Regions from separate parts of the Homo sapiens genome. Here regions 2 and 3 are each linked to region 1. A link is a loop called in an ENCODE intact Hi-C map of the cell type or tissue named here. Cell type or tissue: CD14-positive monocyte. All regions are shown on one strand. Links, peaks and the distances in the headings refer to the core of each region. The heading gives the core; the rest is flanking DNA.

What was found. A loop is a pair of places that touch in the nucleus more often than their neighbours do. Peaks named below come from ENCODE experiments on the same cell type or tissue, not always from the same donor. Only the 100,000 strongest peaks of a DNase experiment are listed, where the experiment ranks them.
Region 2: it touches region 1 in a loop (2.8-fold over the local background); 11 of 110 quality-filtered maps call a loop at or near these places.
Region 3: it touches region 1 in a loop (2.2-fold over the local background); 12 of 110 quality-filtered maps call a loop at or near these places.

The regions. Positions count from the first base shown.
Region 1 is chr10:23,513,773-23,519,651 of GRCh38, forward strand. No RefSeq gene overlaps it. Among named protein-coding and RNA genes, the nearest start is that of OTUD1, 78 kb to the left of the region's middle. In CD14-positive monocyte, for the core only: a CTCF peak has its summit at 2,939; DNase peaks (open chromatin) are centred at 2,949 and 3,819.
Region 2 is chr10:23,639,915-23,645,793 of GRCh38, forward strand. No RefSeq gene overlaps it. Among named protein-coding and RNA genes, the nearest start is that of OTUD1, 200 kb to the left of the region's middle. In CD14-positive monocyte, for the core only: no CTCF peak of the experiment used is centred there; a DNase peak (open chromatin) is centred at 3,707; H3K4me3 peaks cover 397 bases; H3K27ac peaks cover 2,316 bases.
Region 3 is chr10:23,445,285-23,451,163 of GRCh38, forward strand. No RefSeq gene overlaps it. Among named protein-coding and RNA genes, the nearest start is that of OTUD1, 9.1 kb to the left of the region's middle. In CD14-positive monocyte, for the core only: no CTCF peak of the experiment used is centred there; a DNase peak (open chromatin) is centred at 3,697; H3K4me3 peaks cover 1,004 bases; H3K27ac peaks cover 1,604 bases.

The DNA of each region.
Region 1 (5,879 bases), core at 1,726-4,225:
AATATGACTATACCAGAACGTTTCTATGCCTTTAAATGTCTAAAGAGCTCTCTAGGTATAAGGATTATACAACTATTCTTTGAGTCAACAGAATTTATAAGAAGTTTGAGTTGGGCATGGTGACTCATACTTGTAATCCCAGCACTTCGGGAGGCCAAGGCGGGCGGATCACAAGGTCAGGAGTTCAAGACCAGCCTGGCAAAGATGGTGAAACCCCATCTCTACTAAAAAAAAAAATACAAAAAAATTAGCCAGGCACGGTGGCAGGTGCCTATAATCTTAGCTACTCAGGAGGCTGAGACAGAGAATTACTTGAGCCGAGGAGGCAGAGGTTGCAGTGAGCCAAGATGGCGCCACTGCACTCCAGCCTGGGCGACAAAGTGAGACTCTGTCTCAAAAAAAAAAGTTTGTTTCAAGGTCACTGTGATCTTGAAGCAAGCTGGCACACAAGCAATCTCCAAATGGCTCTTCCTGTGGTCCCAAACTATTGTGAGGTGGCTCAGGAACTCCAAGGGACACCCCAGGAGTATGAAGACAGGAGGACAATCAATGTCCGTGGCTGCATTGTGTGGCCTCTCTGACTTTCTTTCCCTAATGCCTGAGATGTCCATGGGACCCCCACACAGCCCACGACAATGGAAAAGCCTGTTGGGCTGTTTTGCTTTTTCCCATGGTTTAGTTGACTAGCAGGTCTGAGATGGTGCCATCTTTCTTAGAATTGAATTTGTGGTTTATCTGACTCACAAACCATCAATGAATGACGAATTCATTTACAAACACTTGATAAGAATCTACTAGGTGCTTGGGTTGAAGTGACAGAGGCTATTAAGAAATGGTTCCTGCCCTGAAGAAATTTACAGGATGGTGCAGGAGTCAGAGGAGTCAATAAATCTGTTTAATACAATATGATGAGGTCAATGTGGACAGAGAGGGAGCGTGTAGCCAACCTTGGGAATGTTGGGGAGAGGGTCAGAAAGGTGGTCCTGGAAGAAGTGACCTCAGACTTAAGGAATAAGAGATTTGCTGGTTTGCCAAGTAAAGTTTCCTCAACCACAAGAGAAAAGCAAAGCTTAGGTATTCTTTAGTTAGGAACAGAGCAAGAGTAGCTCCTTCCTCTTATTACCCCCATACTACACAATGTAAGGTGTAGTTCTTTTCTTTTCTTTTCTTTCTTCCTTCCTTCCTTCTTTCCTTCCTTCCTTCCTTTCTCCTTCCTTCCTTCCTTCTTTCCCTCACCTCCTTCTTCCATCCTCTCTCTCTCTCTCTTTCTTTCCTTCTTTCTTTCTCTTTCCCTCTTTCTTTTCTTTCTTTCCTTCTTTTTGCTCTCTCTCTCTCTTTCTTTCTTTCTTTCCTCTTTTTTTTTTTTTTTTTTTTTTTTTGAGACAGGGTCTCACTCTGTCACCCAGGCTGGAGTGCAGTGGCATCATCACGTCTCACTGCAGCCTCAACTTCCCCGGCTCAAGTGATCCTTCCTCCTCAGCCTCCCGAGTAACTGTGACTACAGGCACATTATCACTCCGCTTGGCTAGTTTTTTTATTCTTTGTAGTGATGGGGTCTCCCCATGTTGCCCAGAATGGTCTTCAACTCCTGGGCTCAAGTGATCCTCGCACCTTGGCCTCCCAAAGTGCTGGGATTGCAGTCATGAGCCACCATGCCTGGCCTGGTGTAGCTGTTTCTTGAAGCAAACTTTTCCACTTGATTCTCCTGGTTTTTGTTTTCTTTTTATTACTGTGACAACTTAGCCCCTACTAATATGTACAGTCTTATTTTCAGAAGCAAAAGGATTTCATCTTCTGAATGGCTTAGATATTGTATATCATAATTGACATCTAGAAAGTGCATGCTCCATCTTCCACTGCTGGACCAAGGCTGATTTGCCCAGAGAAGATGTCACAGGAGGGTGACAATGGATATTGCATGTTCAGTCAGTCTCCTCTCAGGCAACATATCAACTGGAAAAGACTTATAGTGGCTGCAGTCTGAATCTCAGGCTGGGATCCGGGTCAAACAATGCATCTTATAACTGCAGTGATTAGAGCAAAGCCTTGACCATTTGCTTTGAACTCCATTGATGAGTATAGGAATTCAAACAATGAATGGAAATGAAGGATAGCTTTAGATTGGAGGCATGGAAAATAGATGGCAAGCTCTGAGAGTTTGCAGGGACAAAGTGTTCTTGATCTTCACTCCAGTGAATTGACATCTTCCCACATTTTGAAAATTTTTATTTTTACCATTGAAAAGAAACAATTCAATTTAACGTGACTTCACTGAGTGTTCACTCTTAGGAAGCTACTTTAATGAGTACTGGGTTTAGAAGGATGAAAAAGACTTATTTTTGCTTCAAATTGCTTTCAATGTAGATGGACTCTTGAATGTATAACCATAATGCAATGACAGAGTGAATTTCGCTAATAGGTGAAAAAATTATATTTCTGTGATCTTATTACCCCTGATTCCAAGACAAAGTGTGATAAAATGCAGGAGTCACAGCCAGGCCCATATCTCCCCAGAGCTGTTTGTTCCATAATTTTGCCTGTATGCTACACTTCCAGATCCCAGTCATCATTAATATCTATGGATTTACTTTAGCACTTTTGTGGAATTCTGCAGCCACATGCAGACTCAGCTCCATAATTGACACAAATAGACGGTCTCCAAACTCCCTGTTCCCGGAATCCCCACCTCTGCTCAGTGTCTCCTCACTCCCAACACTAACCTTGGCCCCAGTTTATTCTGTCTTTGATTTGTCCTCTTCCTCTGCCATTCAAAATCATTTATTCAAGTCCTACCATTCTTGAACCTCCGTGGGTTTTAGCAAGGTGTAGCTAAAATAAAAAATGGAAAAAGCGCTCCTTGGAGCTGCAACCTGGGCAATTTAAACCATTAGTGCAAATTTCAACAGTAGAGACAGAATCCTGAAAGAACTGAGGGTGGCAGTAGAGGAACAAGCATGCTATCTGGCCTTGGTGCTGAAAACAGCCAGATACAGGAATTCCAGCTTCATTCAATTTTCTCTCACAGATGGATTATTTCTCTTCACGTTTCCATTTCTCTTCTTTTTACCCCTTTTTAATTCAGCTTTTTGTCTTTTCTCCCTGATTCTCTTCCTCCATGTCTTCTCAACTGCTTTTGAAGAGTGTGCAATTGGAGATATCATTTCTAGTTTTTTTTTCTTCTTTCCATCAAGAAATATTAAATCTGACATCCTATGCCTTTTCATCCACTAAAGACTTAAATAAATAGGCTCTACAAACTTATATAACGAAGTTCATTCTCTGTCATCTTTAATGCAAAACTTAGAGAACTAATACTGGGCAGGTAAAATTAGAGAAGATATGGATTTAGGGAATTGCCTGTAGAGTTTTTAGCAAGCAGCCAAACTACTTAAGTATCTGCATGAGGGGTTGGCTAACTACGGCTGGTGGTTCAAAACTAGTCTGTTGCTTGCTTTTGTAAATAAAGTTTTATTGGAACATAGCCATTCTCACTTCTCTACATATTATCTCCCAGTGCTTTTGCACTTCAGTGGCAGAGTTGAGTAGTTGTGACAGAGCTGTATGGCCTGCAAATCTTTAAATATTTACTTTCCGGCCCTTTCCAGAATTTGCTGACCCCTGCTCTAGGTGACTGTATTAGTATGCTGAGGCTAAAGTATACTGAAGCAGCAAGTAATTGCAAAACCTCAATGGCTTAGAACAAAGGGTTATTTCTCATTCACATGACATGATCCTTGAGAGTCAGTTTCAATATGTCACTCCAGAATGCAGGCTACAGGAGCAGCCCCTATCTGGAATATTACTGATTTAGTAAAGAGTTTAAAAGAGAGAAAGTGGAACCACAATAGCTCTTACAACTTTTCTTAAGTGGCACATGTCACTTTCACTCATGTTTCATTGGCCAAGAAAGTCACAAGGCCAAACCTGGGGAAGGAAGTGTATTTCTCCGCAGGGACTTCTGGTATAGCATGCTACGTTCCCCACCGGGTTACTTAAGGATTTATACTGGCTGCCTGAATCTTGAAGGCCAAGTGGTGTGCTAAGGTCACAGGGCCCAGCCGAGAAGCAGGTGTACCTGGGAACCCAAACTGAGAGTATCTGAGAACCTACCAAGAAAAACAGTCTCATCATCCAAACACAGTAGGCAAAGAGCCAGAAAATTATCTTAAAAGCATTTGAGAGATGGGAGGCGACACTCATCTCTAGAGCTGTGCTGCTATCATCTAGGAGTACCCTGTATGTAAGTCCTAATAAACTCATCTACTCACCAAGCTGGACTTGTTGAAGTCATTTTTTTTTTTTTTTTGTATCTCTGTTCCTTCCCATTTTAGGGAAGGGGGATGTTATAGTCCTAGGCTTTTCTTGTAACATCTGGGAGGGATGACCTGGCTAGGAAGATCTGGAAAATACTTTAACAATAGGATACAGTTGGTCCTTGAACAAATTGGGGTTTGGGATGCTGACCACCTGCACAGTGAAAAATTCATTTATATCATTTTTTTCTTTTTCAATTTTTTATTTTCAATACGGGAGTACAAGTGCAAATTTGTTACCTGGGTATACTGTGTGATGCCGAGGTTAAGAGTATGAATGATCCTCTCACCCAGGTACTGAGAATAGTTTTTTCTCAGTACCCAACAGTTTTTTCTTCTTCCTTCCTTCCTTCCTTCCTTCTTTACTCCCTCCCTCCCTCCCTTGCTTCCTTCCTTCTTTCCTATTTTCCTTCCTTCCTTCCTTCCTCCCTCCCTCCCTTCCTTCCCTCCTTCTTTCCTATTTTCCTTCCTTCCTTCCTTCCTTTTTTCCTTCCTTCCTTCCTTCCTAATTCCTCCCTCTCTCCCACCTTTTTTTTTTGAGATAGGGTCTCACTCTGTCACCCAAGCTGGAGTGCAGTGGCATGATCTTGGCTCACTGCAGCCTCAACCTCCCGTGTTCAAGTGATTGTCCTGCCTCAGTTCCTGAGTAGCTGGGACTACAGGTGCACACCACCACACCTGAGTAATTTTTGCATTTTTTTTTTTTTAGAGACAGGGTTTTGCTGTGTTACCTAGGCTGGGTTTGAACTCCTGAGCTCAAGCAATCTGCCTGCCTCCGTCTCCCAAATTGCTGGGATTACAGGCATGAGTCATCATGCCTGACCAACCCAACAAATTTTTAATCCTTGCCATCTTCTTTCCCTCCCCTGTCTAGTGGTCTCCATTGTCTATTGTTGCCATCTTTATATCCACGAGCACCCGATGTTTAGCTCTCACTTGTAAGTGAGAACATGTGGTATTTGGTTTTCGGTTCCTGTGTTAATTTGCTTAGGATAATGGCCTACAGTTGCATCTGTGTTGCTGCCAAGGACATACTTTTATTCTTTTTTATAGCTGCATAGAATTCCATGGTGTATATGCACTGTATTTTCTTTATCCAATCCACTGTTGATGGACACCAGATTTATTCAATTTCTTTCCTATTGTGAATAGTGCTGTGATGAATATGCAAGTGTGTGTCCTTTTGGTAGAATGATTTATTTTCTTTTGGATATATACCCAGTAATGGGATTGCTGGGTCAAATTATCATTCTAAGTTCTTTGATAAATCTCTCAAATGCCTTCCAACTGAGATTGTTGAGTGGGTGAACTAATGTTCATTCCCACCAACAGTGTATAAGCATTCCCTTTTCTCAACAGCCTCACCAACATCTGCTGTATTTTGACTTTTTAATAATGGCCATTCTGGTATTAGATGGTCTCTCACTGTGGTTTTAATTTGCATGGTTCTGATGATTACTGATGATATTCATTTTTTCGTGTTTGTTGGCCATTTGTACGTCTTTTTTTAAGAAGTGTCCATGTCCTTTGCCCATTTTTTAATGGGGTTATTTGGTTTTTGCTTGT
Region 2 (5,879 bases), core at 2,242-4,741, 130 kb after region 1:
ATAAGCATTCTAAGTCATTGTTCTCTGTCTGACTACCTATAGAAATGAAATAACACTACCTGGGTGACAGTATTAGTTTCCCAGAGCTGCCGTAACAAAGTACCAAAAACCATGTGGCTTAAAACAACCAAAATGTTTAGTCTTATAGTTCTGGAGGCTAGAAGTCTGAAATTAAGGTGTCATCAGGACTATGTTCCCTCTGAAGGCTCCAGGGAAGAATCCTTCCTTGCCCCTCTTCTCAGCTTCTGATAGCTCCCAGCAATCCTTGACTCATGGCTTCATCACTCCAATGTCTGCCTCCATCTTCACGTAGCCTTCTCCATGTGCCTTCGTACGTTCAGATCCTTCTCTTCTTGGAAGGCAGTCATTAATGTACAGCCCACCCTGATTTAGTAAAAACTCCTCTTCACTTGATTACATCTGCAAAGACTCTATTTCCAAAAAAGGTCATATTCACAGTACAGATTGAATATCCCTAATCTGAAAAATCAAAATCCAAAGTGTTCCAAAATTTGAAACTTTTTGAGTGCTGACGTGACACCACAAGTGGAAAATTACATTGCACACTAGACCTCATGTGACGAGTTGCAGTTAAAATGCAGGCACATGACACACATTTTATTCAATGCTCCCAAGGGAAAAAAAGATGACCATAAATGACCTGAGGAAACAGAAAGATAAACGATTGCAGTTCTATGCTGAAAGTGATGAATGGACGTTAATGAAAAATAGGAAAACACTGCATAAAACTAAAAGCGAAGATTTTCATTGTGTATTGAAAGGGAGGATCCATCAGCATCGCAGTGAATACACACCACTTAATTGTTTGCTGATCATAAAACAAGCAAAGATCTATCATGATGAACTGAAAATTGAAGGGAATTATAAATATTCAACAGGCTGGCTGCAGAAATTTAAGAAAAGACACAGCATTAAATTTCTGAAGATTTGTGGTGATAGAGCATCTGCTGGTCACAAAGCAACAGAGAAATTCATTGATGAATTTGCCAGAGTCATCATTGATGAAAATCTGATGCCAGAACAAGTCTATAATGCTAATGAAACATCACTGTTTTTGTGTTATTACCCCAGAAAGATACTACAGGCAATTAAACAGCTCTTACAAAATTAAGGGTGCCAAGGACAGAATAACTGTGCTAGAATGTGCTAATGCAGCAAGCACACATAAGTGTAAATTTGCTGTAATAGAGGAACGCTTGCATCCTTGCTCCTTTCAAGCCATGAAGTAGTGACTTTCTTATCAGCCTATTATGCTAACAAAAGGCATGGGTCACCAGGAACATCTTTTCTGATTGGTTTCCCCAACATTTTGTGCCAGTGATACATGCTCATCGCAGGGAAGCTAGACCAGATGGTGACTGAAAGATTTTGTTATTTCTTGACAACTGTTCTGCTCATCCTTCAGCTGAAATTCTCATAAAAAATGTTTATGCCATGTACTTTACCCCAAATGTTACTTTATTAATTCAGTCATGTGACCAGGGTATTCTTAGATCAATGAGAAATAAATGTAAAAACACCTTCTTGAGAAGCATGCTAGCAGCAGTGAACAGAGGCGTGGATGATAGAAGGCTTTCAAAAGAAGCTTAGCATGAAGATGTCATGTATGTGGTTGCCCATACTTGGAACACAATGACTAAAGACACAGTTGTGCATACCTGGAACACGCTCTGTCCTGCAACTATGTTAAGTGATGATGATGAGCAAGATAATTATTTATGTTAAGTGAGGAAGAAAAATGATGGTATGACCTCCTTACAGATGCAAAAACTATACCTTCAGAGTCCGTTAGTAAGCTGGGAGAAGTGGATATTGAAGATTTTCAACATCCATAATGAGGCTCCAGGTGTTCATTTATTGAACAATGGTGAAATAGCCAAAATGGTTTTGAATCAGGGTGACAGTGATAATAGTGATGATGAAGATGATGATAACACTGAAGCAAAAGTGCCTATAGATGACATGGTGAAAATGTATAATGGGCTTGTTGAAGGACTAGAGCAGCATGTATTCATAACAGGACAAGAAATGACACCAGTTTATAAAATCAAAGAGCAATTTCCAGGACAAAAACCCTTGTCAAGGAGGCATATGACTATGGAGGGAACATTTTAAAAGGCCACAGTAGAATGCCTCCTCACCCCTAGAAGACACACTTCCTGGTCCCTCAACTTCTCCTGATGTTTTTGTTTTACTTAAAAAATACAGTGTACAGTAACATTTTAATCACAACACAGTATTATAGGTGGAGACTAATGGAGACTAAAAGCCTGTTGCTGTTTATTGTTGCCCGATGCAGATATTCTGATGATGCTACTCTGCTGCTTAGCTACCTTGAGCACATTTTTTTTTTTTTACTGCGTTGATGGTATATCATGTTTTTCACTGTTACGTTTGAAGAAGTGTAAGAAAATGATTGCTTTTCTGTGGCATATAAATTAACAATCAGGATGATGGTGATGTCTAACAACCACAGATTGTCCACATTGGGTGACTGAGATAGTGACAGCTTTGCTTTGTATACATATTTTTGTTTCATGCACAAAATTATTTAAAATATTGCATGAAATTACCTTCAGGCTATGTGTATAAGGTGTACATGAAACATAAATGAGTTTTTTTGTTTAGACTTGGGTTTCATCCTCAAAATATATTATTATGTATATGCAAATATTTCAAAATCTGAAAAAATAATTCAAAACCCAAAACACTTCAGTACTGGACTTAGGACTTCAACCAAGCTTTTTGGAGGACACAGTTCAACCCACAACAATGACCACCGCTTGAATAACTATGTAAAAGGCACATGAAAGAAATGAAATAGAAATCTTGCTTTCAAATATTAGGTTGGTGTAAAACTAATTGTGGATTTTACCTTTTTTTAACTTCCATTATATGAAAGATCTGACACAGATACAGATACAATTTAAATACAATCCTATGCATAAAATATGGAGAATATCATTTTAGAGCTTGAAATGATCTTCAAAATCATCTTTCCAGAGCCTTCATTTTACATATGAAAAATTGTGGTGAACTGGAACTATCTTTGTTTTATTACTATACAGAATATTTATAGATATTCTAATTTATTGATCTTTTCATTTTCCTTTTGCTATATCCATCAAGGTATTTCCCAGCCCAGAATTTTAATATTATAAATCAATATTACTTTATAATTTGTTTTTTACACTTAAAACTTGTGCGAATTATAATATAGAATGCTCATTAATGCTTTTCTCCAAATCAATTAAATAGTTAAATAATGTTTAGCTAACTTATTATTTCTTTGCTGACTATAAATATGATGATCTTCCTCAATCTGCTTCTTTATGCTGTTTTTTTTTTTTTCACGGATTTGTCAATTCCTGAGTCAGATGCAAACTATTTTAATTTCTGTGGTTTTACAATATGGTGCAATATATGATAAAGTAGGTCTTTTCAATCTTTTTTCAAACATATTTTGGTCGATCTCAAGTTGTTCTTCAAGTAGAATTTTAGCATTTTTTTTACAGTTCTGAAAAGATTTTGTTTGGAGTTATGGTTGAGATTGCATTACATTTATGGACTCCTGCCAGGGCACATCAGAGACAGAGCAGGCTAAGGAAGTGTTTACATGGAGGGGAAGTCTGGAGTGGAGTGTCAGAGCCCAAATAAGGGGAAGAGGGAACCATTGCATAGCTATTGCTTGGTATTGCATGACAAAGCTTGAGTAGGGCATGGAGAGTTTCCACAAAGCGGGGATGCCCCAGTGGAGAAAGTCAGAACATGACATCAGGTCTATGTTATTCCTACCAAAGATGCATTACTTAAATTCAGTCCTAAGGAAGCATCAGACAAGCCCAGTGTAAGGAACACTCTACAAAACAACTGGCCAATAGTCTTCAAAAGGATCAAGATCATGAAGTTATCGGAAAACTAAGGAACTGTTAAACACTGAAGGAGAATAAGGAGATACTATGATGAAATGCCATGCATTCTGAGCTGAATGTTTTTGCTATAATTTTGTTTTTTGAGTCAGTGTCTCACTCTGTTGCCCAGGCTGGAGTGCAGTGGTGCAATCTCGGCTCACTGCAGCCTCTACCTCCTGGGCTCAAGTGATCCTCTTGCCTCAGCCTCTCGAGTAGCTGGGACTACAGGAATGCACCACCACACCTGGCTAATTTTTGTTTGTTTTGTGGAGACGGGGTTTCGCCACATTGCCCAGGCTGGTCTCAAACTCCTGGGCTCCAGCGATCTCCCTGCCTCAGCTTCCCAAAGTGCTGGGGTTACAGGCATGAGCCACCATACCCAGCAGCTATAAAATATTATTGAGACAATTGGTGAAACTTGAATATTGGGTTTGATGATTAGATGGTAGTAATATATCCATGTTAATTTCTCAATCATAATAATTGTACTGCCAGTATGTAGACCATCCTTCTCTGAAGAAATATACATTCAAAGTTTAGATGATGGGGAAACAGGAAAGCAACTGACCCTCAAATAATTCAGAAAAAATACAGGTCATTGATTATTCAACTTTTCTATAACTATGTGATTGCTTCAAAAATAATTTTTAAAGCAGGAAGCAATTAAGTGTTGAATGTTAATTTATAGACTAATTTGAGAGAGAATTTAATGTTTTTGGGATGAAATTGGAGAGAAAATTTAATGTTTTCAAGATTAAATTTTCCCTTCCAGGAATATCTAATATATATCTCTATTCAAGATTTTAAAAGAGACTCTCCAGTGTTGTTTCTTCCATACAGGACTTGTACATTTCCCTGTTAGGTATTTTATAATATTTTTATTGTTGCAAATGGGTCTTTTTTCCATTTGAAGCTTTTTTGTTTTTGCTGTCACATGAAAAACCAATTGACATTCATAGGTTTATTTTGCACCTTTGGCAGTCAGCCTACTTCTGACCTTTCTTTAGTTCTGCTATATCTTTAGTTCTTGCTCTTGTATTTCTTAGCACTAAATTATATATCTGCAAATAATTTTAGTTTTATCTCTTCATTTTGCAAGTTTGTACCTTATTTCTTTTCTTATTTCTAGTGATTCCAGAATAATGTAATACATGGTTTTTTAAAATCTAGTTTTTAATTGATAATTGTTGTACATATTTATGGGGTACATAGTCATGTTTTGATACATAATAATGTATAATGATCAGATAATGGCAATTAGTTTTAAAAGCTGTTATCCTTGTCTTAATCTGGGCTCCAGTAGGAATGCCAGTCATGGTTTCCTGTTAGCTCTGATATTTACTATTTATTTTTAATAGATAACCTTTATCAGAGTACAAAAGTATCCTTTTATTCCTTAGCTTGCTAATAATTTTTTTCCCTATGAATTGGATATTGAATTTGATCAAATATCATTGTGGCAATTATCAAGACATTTATATGACTTTTCTTACTTAACCCGGTTGATTAATTAAATACATAGATTTCTTAAAGTTGACTCATTCATGAATTCTTGGAAATCATTCATCTTTGGGGTTTACATAGCATTGGGTTTAATGTGATAATGTTTTAGTAGGATTTTTACAACTATATTTATAAACAATATTTGTCTTTATTTGTTCACATCTATTATGTTCTTGTTAATTTTTAACTTTAAGGTAGTGGTAACCTCATAAAATTAACTGGAGAACATTCCAATTTTTCTGTCTTCTATAATTGCACAGATAACATAGGCTTTAATTAAACCTTTGATGAATAGAGAGACATTGCTCCTAAACCATGAGGGTCTATTGTCTTTCTTTTCTTTTCCTCATGATTTTTTAACATTTTTGGTTTCTTTCTTGGTTATTATGCTATGCAAATCTGCTGTGCTCTTGAGTCTACAGTTTCCTGGAAAATTATCTCTTT
Region 3 (5,879 bases), core at 2,242-4,741, 68 kb before region 1:
AATTAAATGAAAATAACTTGACTCTAAAGGTACTGGGAATTATTAATGACAAAGTAATTATGCGCGTTTTAAACTCAAATAATAGAAAAAGATATTGCAGTATTGAATTCTGTAACTGACAAAATGGTTTTTGAAACCAAAAATGAGAATTCATTGATTTTATCTTTCTGTCATCTTCCAAACATCTTGAGAAACCAGGTCAACTGTAATTATTTAAAAATAGAACTTCACTAATCTGCTGTGATCTTGAAGGTGTTGCCTTCTCCAAAATGACTTGCTCTGTTTTGCTTTGGGGGTCACTGCCATCCCACATCCAGTCTCTAGCAATTCCTAGTGTGACTGTTTTCTCTGTAGCCTGGTTGAGAAGGAAATGTTGAACAGATTTCAAGCATGAGTTACGACTGCTGTGTTCAATAATACTGGCTGCAAGCTTATGTCATTGGTCAGTGGGACCAAGGCAAGTAGTGTAAATCAGATCAGAACAGCTGTTGGAAAAAAATGTATTTCTTCCTGTTGTAAATTAGATCAATGACAATGATTCTATGAGTAAAGGTCAGGGAGAGTTCACTGTCATCAGTTAACTTACAGTAAAACCTTATCTAGCCTTGTTTCTCACAATTGAATTTTCTAAATAATTGAACAGTTCCTTTTTGTGTAAAATATGAAACAAAAGGCCGGGCGCGGTGGCTCACGCCTGTAATCCCAGCACTTTGGGAGGCCGAGGTGGCGGATCACAAGGTCAGGAGATCAAGACCAGCTGGCTAACATTGGTGAAACCCCATCTCTAATAAAAATAGAAAAATTATCTGGGCGTGGTGGCGGGTGCCTGTAGTCCCAGCTACTATAGGGGCTGAGGCAGGAGAATCGCTTGAACCCGGGAGGTTGAGGTTGCAGTGAGCTGAGATCACACCGTTGCACTCCAGCCTGGGCAACAAGAGTGAAACTCCGTCTCAAAAAAAAAAAAAAAAAGTAATTTATGGTGTACTAATTTTTCTTTATAAAATAACTGAATATGAGGCTGGGCACAGTGGCTCACGCCTGTAATCCCAGCACTTTGGGAGGCCAAGGTGGGCAGATCACAAGGTCAGGAGTTTGAGACCAGCCTGGCCAATATGGGGAAACCCTGCCTCTACTAAAAAATACAAAAATTAGCTGGGCGTGGTGGCTCACACCTGTAGTCCCAGCTACTCGGGAGGCTGAGGCAGGAGAATCGCTGGAACCCGGGGGGCGGAGGTTGCAGTGAGCTGAGATAGCGCAACTGCACTCCAGTCTGGGCAACGGGGCGAGACTCCGTCTCAAAAAAAAAACAAAAAAACTAAATATGGTTTAATCATTTAGTGCTTTAGTGCTTGCAGATGGCTGAAATGTGACAGTTCATTTGTACTTAAAGGGATCTCAGAGTGCTAGGACTTTTTTTTTTTTTAATTTGTTTCAAGATGGGATCTCACTCTGTTGCCCAGGCTGGAGTGCAGTGGCATGATCATGGCTCACTGCAGCCTTGAATTCCCGGGCTCAAGCGATCCTTCCATCTCAACATCCTGAGTAGCTGGAACCACAGGTGCATGCCACCATCCCACACCTCTCCCTCGCTAATTTTTTTATTATTATTTTTGGTAGAGATGGGGTCTCAAACTCCTGAGCTCAAGTGATCCTCACCCTTCAGCCTCCCAGAGTGCTTGGTTTACTGGCCTGAGCCACCACGCCCAGCTAGTGCTGGGAATTTTATCTTTGTGATTATACTTTTCCTGTCTACTTCCTCGCATTATAAAAGCTCTTACCATTGTCACTTTCCAACCTCAATTCCCACTATGATTTTCTATGTTCAGTTAGAGACACTAATCAATGTGCTTGTCAGAATTGACTCTAAAATCATAAGAAATGGTTTTCTCTTTTTTAAATAACACAACCTGTCATACTAGAAATGAGTTTCTAATTCAGAACTGTGATGCTCTGCTGTAAGTAATGTGTTTAAGCTTTAGTTTTTGGTCAACCAGAGTGCTTTTTTGCTGCTTGCCTTGTCTTCTTTTTTCATTGTTTAGTGGTATCCTGGATTTGTCTGATTAAGGGATCTCTGAGTGTGTGCAGTGACATATTCAGAAAACAAATGGGTTGGCTATATTAAATCTCAAAATTGGAGCTGATTTGTCATGGCCTAGTTAATATTTTGTTTCCTCCCTACCATATATAATCCTTCATAGTGTGTCCCTGCTGTTGTCTTTCTTCTATTTATACCTTTTTTTTTTTATTTATTGTATTTTTTTTTTTAGGGCTAGGATCTTGACCTGTCACCCAGGCTGGAGTGCGGTGGCGTGATCATAGCTCACTGCAGCCGTAAACTCCTGGGCTTAAGCAATCGTCCTGCTTCAGCCTCTTGAGTAGCTAGCATTATGTTGCCCATGCTGGTCTTGAATTCCTGGGCTCAAGCAATCTTCCTATCTGGGCCTCCTGAGTTGCTGGGATTAGGCATGAGCCACTGTTCCCAGCCTGTTTATAAATTTTTAATTATGTCCTTTTTGAGATAGGGTCTTGCTCTTTGTCACCCAGGATGGAGTGCAGTGGTGCAGTCACAGTTCATTGCAGCCTCGACCTCCTGGGATCAAGCAATTCTCCTACCTCAGCCTCTGGAGTAGCTGGGACCACAGGTGTGGGCCACCACATCTGGCTAATTTTTTTTTTCTTTTGTAGAGATGGGGTCTCACTATGTTGTCCTGGCTGGTTTTGAACTCCTGGCCTCAAGCAGTCCACCCACCTTGACTTCCCAAAGTGCTGGGATTACAGGCATGAGCCACCATGGCTGATATATATATGTTTAAATATAGAGACAGGGTCTCACTGTGTTGCCCAGGCTGGTCTTTAACTCTTGGCCTCAAGCAATCCTCCCACCTCAGCCTACCAAGTCACTGGAATGACAGGTGTGAGCTACCACACCTAGTTTGTTTATACATTTTTTATTAGTTTTCTGGTCCACAAAGCTGCGGTAATTACAAGGGAATTCAAATATTAGGTCCTCATGCAGACTCCAAATCAAAGTGTGCACAGATGCGTCCGGTACAGATATGACAGTTATCTTTGAATTTTCTCTCCCTAATTCTTCTTTAATGTGTGTATATTACATCTACATAGGTAAGAAAGTTAGTCTTCCTCCTGAACTTCCTTTTTCATTAGAGTAAAATATTTTTTCTCATATTGATTAGTGTTTAATAGAGTCAGTAAATACCCTTGCATTAATATGCTGACAAGTAGATTTTGACAATTTGAAAAAAGCAAAGGATGAATTAATTCCTGTGGGGTCTATGAATTTTATATTTTAAAGCAGTTAAAGTAGGGGAAAAAACCTACACACACAGGACATTTTATACTTGAAACTGGAATTATTTTAGCAAGTGAGGATGCCAAGTAGAATGTCAGTGTATAGAGATTTAGCCTTAATGATATATGCTTGAAGTAATGATTGAGTCTAAACAAATGTTCCACCTAGATTAGAGGTTGTCTGTTTGAATAATTTTAGGGATGGACAAAGTAGTTGTATTTCTTAGCTTATAGGTACAAAAAGCTGGTGTGCAAAATAGGTACTTGTGAAGGGAATTTATACCAATGTGTCATGTGACACTTCTGCAGTCAATTTGTAAGATAAATTCAAATAAGGCTTTCAGTTCTGATGACAAACAGGAAACATTCACGCTTTTTGTTTCTCACAGTGAAATACAAGCTACACTAGTGATGTAATAGGAACGAAAGAAGAAGGAAATGCCACAGTTAAGTGGACAACTGCAGTCAGGAAATTCTTAGCTGTTACTTTGCTACCTTTGCCATCTTGCTGAAAAGCACTGACTAGACCTAAAGGGAATAAACAGTTAATGCTTTTGCTGTTTACTAAATCTAAACAATGCTCATGTCTCCATAAACAGTAGGTACCGAAACCTCAGTAACTGCTTACACAGAATTCTAGGCCAAAGAAGAGACAGATTTAAGATGTATGTTAAACTTGTCAATATAAACTTGTCAATATAAAGTCATTCTCTGACTGATTTTTCATTACCAGTTCCTTCCTTCCTTCCTTCCTTCCTTCCTTCCTTCCTTCCTTCCTTCCTTCCTTCCTTTCTCTTTCTCTCTCTCTCTTTCTCTTTCTTTCTTTCTTGTTTTCTTTTTCTTTTTTGATGTAGTCTTGCTCTGTCGCCCAGGCTGGAGTGCAGTGATGCAATTTCGGCTCACTGAAACCTTTGCCTCCTGGGTTCAAGCGATTCTTCTGCCTCAACTTCCCAAGTAGTTGGGATTACAAGCGTCTGCCAACACACCTGGCTAATTTGCGTGTGTTTGTGTGTGTTTGTGTGTGCGTGTGTTTTTAGTAGAGATAAGCTTTCATCATGTTGGCCAGGCTGGTCTCGAACACCTGACCTCGGGTGATCTGCCTAACTCAGCCTTCCAAAGTTGGGATTCCAGGTGTGAGCCACCCCACCTGGTCCCTGTTCATTTTCTTGATCGTGACTGTAGGCAGAAGCTAGTACTGCTCAGAGTGTGATTTGCCGCGATGGCTCTACTGATTTGGAAGGCAACGTGACCTTGCAAGCATAGACAGTACAGTTGTGTTAGGCCAAGCTGCTATAACAAAAAGTTTCTTTCTTTCTCACTTAACTCTTCCAAGGGGAGCAGTGCAGTCAGAAGGGCAGCTCTGCCCCCCAGGGACTGTCACCTTCTGCACAATGACAGTCTGTAGTCATGTCTGGTCTGATGAGAGGGAGCAGAGTGCACATGCTGAGGTGGCGTCTGTCACTTCTGCTCTCTCCAGAACATGTCACGTGCAGCACATCCAACTGGAAAATACCATCCAGACAGTTCCCAAGAAGAGGGAAAAATGGAGTTTGGCATAAAAATCACAGTCTTCTTTAACTTCATTTATTAGAAATGGTTTAGATCTTGCTCCTGCAAAGTAAAAATGAAAAAAAAAATTACTAAAATAAAAAACAAAAAAGAAATGGTTTACATAATACACACACACATACACACACACACACAGATGTTTAAAATAAAACATCTGCATATATTTTTAGAAACAGGATCTCGATATGTCACCCAGGCTGGAGTGCAGTGGCACAATCATGGCTCAACCGCCTGAACTTCCTAGCTCAAATGTTCCTCCCACCTTAGCCTCCTGAGCAGCTGGGACTACAGGCACATACCACCACATCTGGCTAATTGTCTTTCTTTTTTTTTGAGATGGAGTCTCGCTCTGTCACCCAGGCTGGAGTGCAGTGGTGAGGTCTTGGCTCATTGCAACCTCTGCCTCCCAGGTTCAAGTGATTCTCTTGACTCAGTCTCCCAAGTAGCTGGGATTACAGGCGCCTGCCACTATGCCTGGCTACATCTGGCTACTTAAAATTTTTCTTTTTAATTTTTGTAGAGATGGGGTTTTACTATGTTTCCCAGGGTGGTCTCGAACTCCTGGCCTCAAGCAATCCTCCTGCCTTGGCCTCCCGAAGTGCTAGGATTGCAGGTATGAGCCACTGCACCTGGCTGTAAAATATCTTTAAGAAGAAAAATATATCATAATATTGAAGTATCTGGGAATAAAGTGAATAAAATACACATTAACTCGTTTCCCATGACAAAGATATAAAAAGATACAAAAGTAGAATTAACTGTTGCAATAATTTAGGATTCCGGTCCCCATCAGCTTCTCAACAGGTGTACACAGCTGCTGAACCTTCTATATTTTGATAAGGCTGCTATTTTTCTATTTCCTTTCCTTTTTTTTGAGACAGAGTCTTGCTCTGTCGCCCTGGCTGGAGTGCAGTGACGTGATCTCGGCTTGAACCTCTGCCTCTTGGGTTCAAGCGATTCTCCTGCCTCAGCTTCCCGTATAAGTAGAACTACAGGTGCAT